Regions from separate parts of the Mus musculus genome. Here region 2 is linked to region 1. A link is a loop called in an ENCODE intact Hi-C map of the cell type or tissue named here. Cell type or tissue: heart. All regions are shown on one strand.

Region 1 (5,000 bases):
TATAAACACTCTGACCCAACAGCTTTTATCCATGGGAGATAGAGGTGCCTCTGGAAGAGACCCTGGTTTTTTGTTTGTTTGTTTTTTCCTTTTCCTTTTTAGCTTTGAGGATCCAGTGTGTAGCTTGTCAGCTTTTGTCTTTCTCATTATTGCATACTCACAGGATCCTCATTTTGATTTCCATACTTGCTCTCAGTTGGCTGTCAACAATTCCCTAATTAGTTATTGATACTTAATTGATGACTCTTCCTCAAAACAAACTCATTTTTCACAGGGGACCGTGAATTATTATTGTAGCTAATTGAAAAGAATGAAATGATCACAGTGGAATTATGGATGGAAATAGAAAATGCCCTAAAATCTTAACCATTTAGTCAACTGTCTGCTTTTCCTTACAAGTTCACTGTGGCAACAAAACAAAATTTCAGAACCATGGCATCCAATCTGTACCAGGCAGAGATCAGTGAATGAACTCTCTGATCTATCTGCCAGGCTCAAATCCTAGGATTTATTTATTTATAGACAGGGTTTCTCTGTGTAGCCCTGGTTGTCCTGGAACTCACTCTGTAGACCAGGCTGGCCTTGAAGTCAGAGGTCTTCCTGCCTCTGCCTCCCAAGCACTGGGACTAAAGGTATGCATCTCCATTGCTAGGACTTTTACTTACTAGTGTGTAACCCCAGGAAAATAATAAAACCTCTTCTTATCTACAAAATACAGCTATATTTCCTATCTCATCCGGACGTTGTGTTCAAGTTGATAATCCATGTCAAACAGCACAGGCCTGGTTCCCCACTGGGGTTGAATAAATGCTATCATTGTTCCATTCTTGCACTGGAATGTCCTAATTTCCTCAGAGAGGCACAGATAACTTGACCTACAACCATTTATTTTGTAGGAAAGATGTATCACCCTGTAGTGGAGAGAGAACTGTTCAAGCTAAGACCCACTTGCTGTATCTGTTGGGCCTTATTCTGGATCTGCATATCTCTGTAAAATGGAGAAAGGCAGGCCTTTACAGAGAGGCAAACAAGCATGCTTCTATCTACCAGAGAGGAAAACTACTGCTGACTCGGGTTGGGGCTGGATATTAGAAAATAGAGTGGTATGAGTTACAGTCAACAGAGCTTTGCTACTCAAGAGGGTGGTGTGTTTCCTCACAGAAATTTCAGGATCTGCCCTAGATCTACATCTGCATTTTAATCAGAATCTGCATTGTTAAAAATCTTTAGGACTGGTAAACACAGGAAGTTTGTAACCAGGTCAAACTTAATCATTAAAAAAAATGTTATGGAACTCCAACAGTGGTGTCCCAGCACTTGGGAGGCAGACACAGGCAGATCTCTTTGAGTTTGAGGCCAGTTTCATCCACAGAGCTAGTTCCAGGACAGCAAGGGCTACACAAGGAAATTTTATCAAAAAAGGAAACAAAACAAAAATGTTTTGGAGATGAAATATTATGGCTTAGTGTTTAACAGCACTCACTGCTCTTACAGAGGACCCAGGCAGCAGAATCAGGAACTATAGGCCAGCCTGGGTTTTATGAATCCCTGTTTCAAAAAAAAAAAAAAAGTGGGAAAAAATGGTGAAAAAAGTCAATAAACGGGCTGGAGAGATGGCTCAGTGGTTAAGAGCACTGACTGCTCTTCTGAAGGTCCTGAATTCAAGTCCCAGCAACCACATGGTGGCTCACAACCATCCATAAGGAGATGAGATGTGACACCCTCTTCTGATGTGTCTGAAGACAGCTAAAGTGTACTTACATATAACTTTCTTTTTGAGAGAGATTCCTTCATCACACGTTGGGGCTCTGGGAATGAGAGTCTGTAGTAAAGTCTAAGTTTAGATTGCTTAGAACAGTAGTAATTCCTGTGCTGTCAGGTGCTCAAGTTGTTTGCTCAACTCTCTGTCTTCTGACAAGCAAACTTAACTCTTCTTGTAGACAAGTGAGGCCCACTGATCCAAGTCCAGACACTAGGCAAGTGGTGGTGGCAGATATACCCACTAGGAAAAAGACTATCACTAACTGTTAGAACCAGCACTAGTCTGGTAACCACACTTAAAACACCATTAGCTCCAATGCTTAATGACTGTTTTCCATTTCTCTAGGCCCCTCCCTATTTCCTGGCTGCTCTGGGGACAGCCGGCTTTTCCTTCTCTTGGACACAGAAGCCTCAGACTAGTTTCAGAACGGATATCCGGCCCGAAAGGCCCAGAGGAGGCAAAGGCCTCATTGTTCCCTGGGACCTGGCAGCCCCGCCCCCAGCTCTTAGGACTCTCCTCGAAAGACTCCAGGTGACCGGACAGCTAATTTCCCAGCATTAGAAGTTTTGGGGAAAGAGGAGCTGGGACCAGATCTGGAGTCCGAGGTTCTGAAAGTGTAAGGAGCCAAGTGCTCCAAGATAAACAAGCCTGGAATTTGAATGCCTTTTCATGCTGGCTTGGCTTGTTACTCATCAACATTTCCACAGAAGATTCGATTTCTTATGTGTTTTTAGTAATTCGACTACAATATGTTTGGTTATAATGAAAATCTTGGGGTTTTGGGCTCCCGGGCTTGCAAAGTGAAGCTGCTCTGTGCGTGGGGATCCCGAGAGTCCCAGGCGCCTGCCTTCTGGTTCCCATAGACGCGCCGTCGCCAGGGGGCGCGCATACTTCGTGCCTAGAGATCAGCGGCCGCCAGGTCGCCCCGGGCTGGCCGAACCCCTTGCTGCCCGGAAACAAAGTGCACCTTTGTCAGAGACCTGGCGCGTGTGAGCGGCAGACGGCGGGCCGCGCGGAACCCCAGGAGCGCGCCTTCGCTCGGGTCTCAGCTCACTCCTGGGCCTCCCACAGCAGCGTTCTGCCGCCTTGGCTTGTGCTTTCCGCTTTCTCGGATCTTGGCGGGACAGGAAAGGGACTCTGCGCTCCAGGAGTGGGGGTTTCGTTTTGGCTGAGTCGTTTTTGACTCCTGCCGGCGAGGCTGGGCCGCCTGGGCTCAGCGCCATACCGGCAGCAGTCCTGCTCCACAGTCCCGGTGCAATAGAGCCCTCGCCCCGTCAGACGCGGGACTACAATTCCCAGCACTCCTCGCGTTCAGAGCGCGCGGTGGGAGTTGCCTCCGGGCAGACGCCTGCGCGCTGCAGCGGCTCGAGCCTGGAGTACCACACCCCCGGGAGGGGAACGAGGGGAGGCTGAAGCATCCGAAGCATTAAAGCATCCGAGGGAGCCGGAGGGGAGGAGAATGGAGTGACAGAGACGCGCGGAGGGTGGGGGGTGGGGGGGAAAGTGTTGAGGGAGGGGGGAGGGGGGACACAGAGGGAGGAAGAAGCGGCGGCGGCGTCTCTTCGGTGCAGAGGGGGAAACTCCGCGGGCTCCGAGAAAGAATAATGCGGTAGCAGGCAGGCTGCTTGCTCTGGGGTTTGGCAGCAGCGGCGGCAGCTCGAGCAGTGGCAGCGGCAGCGGCATCACCCCAGACGCTGACAGCACAGCCGGCCGGCTCCCTCGCTGACTGCCGACTGTCAATGGAGCTGGAAAACATCGTGGCCAACACGGTCTTGCTGAAAGCCCGGGAAGGTAAGCTCGGGTGGTCCGGTGCGTGCACGGCGCGTTTGCCGCGGGCCGGGGTGCGGGTGTCGGGTGACAAGCGGGCGTGCAGGATGCTCACAGTGAGTTGGTGCGAGTGGTACAGCTTGGAGATCTGTCTGCAAATATTGAGAGACTTCTGAGCCTTGGGCTCAGAAGATAGGGACCGGGGCAAAGACAGTTGCAGGGACGAGTTAAGATGCTAAAATATCCTCTAGTTTCCAACTGAACCTTAGAAATCGTTCGATCTCCGCAGCTGTTGAAAGGGCAGTTGGAAAAGCATTCTTTTAGGAGATAGAAGCAAGAAAACGTGCCAATAAAACAGTCTTTAGAGTTGGCCCGGGATGGTTTTAAGAATGTGAAAAAACTCTCTCCTCTCTCTCTTTCTCCTCTCTCCTCTGTCTCTTCTCTTTCTCCTCTCCTCTGTTTCTTCTCTTCCAATCCTCTTCTCTCTCTCTCTCTCTCTCTCTCTCTCTCTCTCTCTCTCTCTCTCTCTCTCTCTCTCTCTCTCTCTCTCTCTCTCTCGTGTATGTGTGTGTGTGTGTGTGTGTGTGTGTGTGTGTGTGTGTGTTGTGGGATTGGAATTAGCAAAAACCAAGTCTTTGCTTGCGCAGGCTGAGTTGATAAAGACTATTGGTGGAAATCATCCTCTGGGAAATTTTCTTAGGGAAATCCCGTCGTTGTGTGGAAGGAAGCCTTTTAAAGGCAAAGTAAGATGTTGAGGAATTAGCCAGTTTATAGAATAATGAAAGGGCGGCTTTACAAGTCACTGAGAAAATAATTTAAATTTTTTTAGGGTGGATTGTTGTTATTAACCACCCCAGCTCCCACCCTGAGGTAGATAAGGCTTAGTTATAGACAAGTGTGCTGCTGTGTTTTGTATGCATCTCACTAAATTTCTGCATTTAGCTGTCAGGAATAGGTAAGATCCTTAGTAATACCCAGTACCAGGCATTTTGATTTTTGATTTTTGATTTGAAAAAGTATTTGGGGTGACAGAAACTTCGATGTCCAAAAAGGTTTGTGTTACATGAATGTAAACATACATATTTAGGAAAACTTGGAATTTATGTAACATCGCATTTGCCAAGATTTGGATTCTGGTGTGCAACCATTCTATAAGAAGGGGGAGGGTTTGTTGTTGTTGTTGTTGTTTTCCTGTCCTGGGAGAAAATTGTATTTGATATCCAGGGCAGACAGAGTAAGTTTTTTCCCTTCAGAAGGATTCTCTGCAAGTAGCCCGGGAAAATGCCATCCCTACTTCATAATGTTTTCATTCAGCCACTTTGATGAATGAAGGAAGATTTTCTGGCCAGCAATAAAACAACTCATGTTTATCCAGCCCATTCCACCACCTTGTGGCTCAGTACATGGTGTGTGGTGGTATACAACCCACCTTGTGCTATATTTCAGCAACTCATCTTGACACTTTGAGGTC
Region 2 (5,000 bases), 340 kb after region 1:
TGAACAGGGCAACAGGGGTCCAGTCACACCAGACGTGGGGGTGGGGAGCGGTCACGATGACGTCTATCAGCATCGCTTCATGACATCAGTTGATGTCATGAAGTTTAAGTCCTTCCTGTCAGTCACGTTGGGGGCGGGACGTCTAGGGCTGCAGGAGGTCCTTCCTGAGGGTCTGGGGGGGGGGGGTGGACGGGGGTCAGAGGTCACGCCTTGGGTTACAGGGGACAAGCCTCGCGCCCCACCCCCACCACGAGCGCTTGTGACTTTTGACCTCAGGGTTCACTCGCACGTCGTCGGACACCTTGTCCCTGATCCCTGGGATGGGCGGGAAGAGTCGGCGCGTCACCTCGAACCTGAGGGAGAGGGCAGGGCAGGGCAGGGCAGAGTTCACAGTGGCCATCCCCCTGCCTCACTCTCTCCATCCCGGCCATCCCCCTGCCTCAGCCCCCGCCGTCGCCCCACCTCCTGCACGTCACTCCGAGCGCCAGCGCGCACAGTAGGACTGCGCAGGCTGTCACTGCATACAGGAGCGCACCGGGCACTCGCGTGTCCTCAGCCTCTGTGGGGTGGGAGGGAGAGGTCAGGGGACCGGAAGTAGCGCGTTCGCAGTGGACGCGGAGGGCGGGTCTCCCGGGGAGTGGGCGGGGCCTCCACACATCACCGAGAGGATGGGCGGGACTCCATTCGCCCCAGTGCTTCATCCTCGTGTCGCCCGCGCGCACCTTGACCTTGTGACCTCCGTGGGGGGCGGGGCTGGGGAAGGCGAGGCGGGTCTCCTCCACGACGAGCACCTGGGGGGTGGGGCCGGAAGTACGAAACCTGTCCCAGTGAGTCCGCGACTACGCCCACCCACACCCAAGCCCATCCCCCTGCCTCAGGTCCTCTCCATCCCCGCCATCCAGGTCATGCCCCTGCATCAGCTCAGGTCACCTTCCGGGGTGTGCTTCCTGGCTCTGCGCTCTGCGGGAGGGATGGGGGCGTGGCTGAGCATTTGGGAGCGTGGCCAGCGAGCCCTTGGCCTCCGCCCCTCCTTCAGGCCCCGCCAACTTGGAGAGGCCCCGCCCACCTGCCACTGGACCTCAAACTGGAAGTCCCGGGCCGTCAAGGATGCCCAGGTCGAGGGCGGGGCCCACGAGACGGTGCAGTGGGAAGAGTTACAGGACGCGGTGACGTCACGTGGGGGACCGAGTCGCTCTGTAAGGGCGGGAAGCGTGGCCGGGGCTGTCACTCACAATTCCCGCCTCATGCTTGCCAATCATGCTCACAAGCCCCGCCCACAAACGTCACTCAACCTCATGCCCGCATGCCAATCAGGCTCACAAGCCCCGCCCCCGCTCACAAGTCCAACCCCACCGAGCGCCTTCGTAGCCACCACGTCGTCCAGGAACCGCACTGGCCCCGCACCGCTCCGACCGGTCACGACCAAGTAGGCCTCACTCCCCAGCAGTGACAAGTCGTTCGCAATGCACTGTGTGATGACGTCATCCCCGGGGTCGGCCATGCATCGCGCCACGTCGTGACCCCTGGAGAGAGGCGGGGCGGGGTCAGAGGGCCAGCGATGACGTCATAGCGGGTTCAGGGCTCACGTCACCGGCGACGTGATGACGTGATTGGCCAACCACACCCACGATGCATGAGGGCCCCGCCTGAGGTCACTGCTCACGTGGAGTTGAGGACTCGCAGCGAGTACCGGACGTCCGCGGGCGCCGCTGGCCCCTCCCGCCACGCGCAGGAAAGGAAGCGCGCGGCTCGGATCTCGCAGGTCAGGTTCTCCGCCCCCGAGCCCGCCGCGCCTGACAAGATGGCCGCCGTGAGCCCGACCGGAAGTCGCCAGGCGTCGTCGCTGGTTGCTGGCGATGACGACGCCGGTTGCCGGCGGTGACGTCATCGCTTGCCGGCGTTCGCGAGCGATGACGTCACCGGGACGCTCCCGGCCCTGCCCACCTTCGTTGACGAAGCTCAGCCTCCAGTGCGCGGCCGCGCCCCCGACCGTGCCATTGACATCCAGCGTGACACCGTGGTGCAGCGCCATCATCCTCCTGAACCAGCAGCGGCAACCGAAGGGCTGCGGGGGGGACAGGGAGTGGGAGGGTGGGGGAGCGCATTGGGGTCACGACCGGAAGTGACATCATTGCGGGACAAGGCCCTCTCTCCCTACCCCCACGTACCGAGACTCGCCGGTGTATCCCCGCCTCCCGCGAGGTCACGGTGCATGACGTCACCGTGACGTTCCCCGCGGCGGTGTCGCAGGCCCAGGTCAGCGTCCGAGTCCAGGGGTCGAAGGTCAGGTTGAGGGCGGAGCCGGCGTCCGGTGTGGTCGGAGCTGGAAGGGGGAGGAGGGTGAGGTGGCTCTGTTGGACGCGGCCCCGCCCACCGTGACTTCCGACCCCGCCCACCTAGCGTCACTAACCCAGAAGGGCCTGAGTTCCCGGAAGCAGTAGCGTGGAGAAGAGCAGGGCGAGCTGAGCCAGGGGGGTGATGTTCATGGCATGTGATGACGTCATCTGTCAGTCAGATGAGTGGGCAGAGCCGAGGTGTTATCCTGTCTGGCGCACTAGGGTGGGCGGGGCATTCTCTGGCCCCGTCCCACCCACTCACTACAGCATGATTTGTGGTGGGTACAGAGGCTGGGCTCTGCCATCTGAGCCATGCCCCTGTCTCAGCTCCTCTCTTGGTGACGTTATCCTATTGATTCCCCGTGAATCTTTGCTTATATGTGGACCCGCTTTGTCCGCGCGGTGGGGAGGCGGTCGAGGGGATCGGGGGTCGCCCTGCCTGCCTGTGGCCTGACTGTGTGTAGGTCAGACCCTTTCCCCCTCACGCTCCACCGCCGCCTGGACCCGCCTTTCCCCAACCCCGCCGTGCTCCAAGCTCAGCTGCAGCCACTTCCTTTTCTCCAGTCCCCACTTCCTGTCGGGCCAAGGACGCTCGCTCGCGGGGAGTGGGGAGGGCGGGGGCGGCGTCCGCGGGGTCTCCGCAGTCGGGCTTAGGGGCGATCCGCAACTCCCCGCTTCCCCCACCCCCCACCCCCGCCCCGGGCTTTGGAGGAAACGCACTTGAAGCCATCCCCCTGCCTCAACTCCACCATCTCCAGACCCCTGACTCCTGGAGGTGAACCACATCTCCTGACCCCAGTACTACACAGAGGTCAGAGGTTGCGGGGGATTGGCAGGCGGAGGCCACGCCCCCCAACTCCGGCTTCTAAGCCCCCCTTGGCCTCTGTTACCTCTGACCCCACCCCAAACCATCCCCAGGGCTCAGACCCACGGGTGGTGGGGACCTTGTACCCGAGACCCAGGGCACACACAGTAGGTCTGCATGTCCCACTGCCCCCCCCTTCCGGTCTCTCCGTCCCCTAGCCCCATCGTTTTCTAAACCCCAGGGTGTGCTGGGCACACAGTAGGGCCAGGTGGGAGGGGCTTCTGGGTGACGTCATGTCAGGCAGGGTGAGGTGGAAAGGGGTGGAGGGGCTCTGACCTGAGACAGGGGGCTTCCTGCGATGGATGGTGAGGCCTGGGCGCAGCGTCTGTGTCCGTCCGTCTGTCCGTCTGTCTCCCGCTTCCTCTTCCTCATCTGCAGGTTGGGAAACCTAGAGGGGAAGGAACAAGGCAGGCAGGGGTGGGTGGCTGGGTGGGGCCCGGTGACGTCACCGGGGGCGGGGTCCGAGTGTCCCGTGCAGGCAGCATGATGTCAAATGCGCACAGTAAGTATACGCGCCAGGCGGTTGGCCCGCTGTGTGACGCCATGCAACCTCGTGCAGTGGGGCAGCACACCGGGACGTGAGCCTACTGTGTGGCTGTTCGGGCGCGTCACACTGCCACGCACACAGCCTGGCTACACACGGTGTGACGTCAGTCACTGCATCTGACCCCTTGTGGACACAGTGTGACCACTCAGCACAGTGTGACATCACCGACAGTCTTACCCTGATGCACACAGTGTGACCACACATGTGAGCACGCGCTTACACAGTGGGAAGACTCTGACATGCAAAGTCTTGATCCTGTTGATCATATTGATAAGGGTTAGGTTCAACAGGTGATCCTTAGGTTCACATCTCCTTGCGTCATCGTTAATTTCCAAATTGGGGAAAACCAAATCTGGATGAAACGGACAATTTTCTACACAGCACAGGCACCACAGTTAAAATCACGGAAGCCACCTAACGGTCCCAGGACCCAGAACCCAGAGACAGCTGTGAAGTCTCCCACCCAAGACAGCCCAGGGTCAGGCGGGCCTGGTGGATGCTTCCACCCAGCTCATTCTGTGAAGCCACACACACACACACACTGCGCGGAGATGGACGTTTCTGTAAAATCAGGAACTCGTCACAATTTCTGTCCACAGAGGACTCATGAGAGATTTTCTGTCGTGTTTAATGTTCCAAACAGATTTTAAAAACTGGTAGAGTGTGTATTAATGTCTGCTTCCGAAGATGTCATGTACATTTAAGAGGCATTTAAACTATTATGAATTATTTTAATGACTTTAAAAATATCAATACTGAGTTGTATGTTTTAAGATAAATTTTATTAGTTTTAAAAACCTACATGGTATTGTGGGGAATTGCAGGCTGGTCTCCAGTCGATCTGAGGTCTGAACCCCGATAGTCATAATTCACCCTCATGACACGGTAGGCATTCCCTCATGCTCCTTACCACCTCCCACAGCCCCAAGAGAAGCATGGTCAATCTGACCTTCAGGCTAAACTCCTCCCCAGTTACCTAGCAACAGGGAAGACCATAAAAAGGGGTGCTTAGCCCCCACCTCGCTCTCTTACTCCTTTGTCCTCTCACCTCTCACTTCTCTCACTTCTCTCCTCTTCCCTTTCTCTTTGTCTTCTTCTTTCCTCTCCTCTCTCCTTCTTTCTCTTTCTCTCTAGCCTTTCCTCCCTCCCCCCTCTCCTCTCTCTTCTACCTTCTCTCTTTCCCCTGAATTTCTATAATAAAGCTCTTAAACCATAGAGTCTCTGCTCTGCTCCATCAAGGCCCACTGCACAC

Evidence for each region. Peaks named below come from ENCODE experiments on the same cell type or tissue, not always from the same donor. Only the 100,000 strongest peaks of a DNase experiment are listed, where the experiment ranks them.
Region 2: a loop joins it to region 1, with 2.0 times the contacts of the local background. A loop is called at or near these places in 5 of 42 quality-filtered maps.

What each region holds. Positions count from the first base shown.
Region 1 is chr19:60,887,079-60,892,078 of GRCm38, forward strand. Grk5 (G protein-coupled receptor kinase 5) reads left to right here and starts at 2,671. Exons shown (of 16, transcript NM_018869.3): 1 at 2,671-3,553. The coding sequence starts at 3,502. In heart, a CTCF peak has its summit at 2,647; DNase peaks (open chromatin) are centred at 2,213, 2,653 and 3,093; H3K4me3 peaks cover 3,073 bases; H3K27ac peaks cover 3,372 bases.
Region 2 is chr19:61,224,862-61,229,861 of GRCm38, forward strand. It overlaps Csf2ra (colony stimulating factor 2 receptor, alpha, low-affinity (granulocyte-macrophage)), which reads right to left and starts at 3,557. Exons shown (of 12, transcript NM_009970.2): 1 at 3,478-3,557; 2 at 2,411-2,504; 3 at 2,169-2,323; 4 at 1,945-2,065; 5 at 1,664-1,793; 6 at 1,354-1,523; 7 at 1,067-1,194; 8 at 931-960; 9 at 662-791; 10 at 463-559; 11 at 272-353; 12 at 1-172. The coding sequence starts at 2,504. The coding sequence ends at 143. In heart, no CTCF peak of the experiment used is centred here; DNase peaks (open chromatin) are centred at 1,350, 2,270, 2,850, 3,360 and 1 weaker place; H3K4me3 peaks cover 3,409 bases; H3K27ac peaks cover 3,392 bases.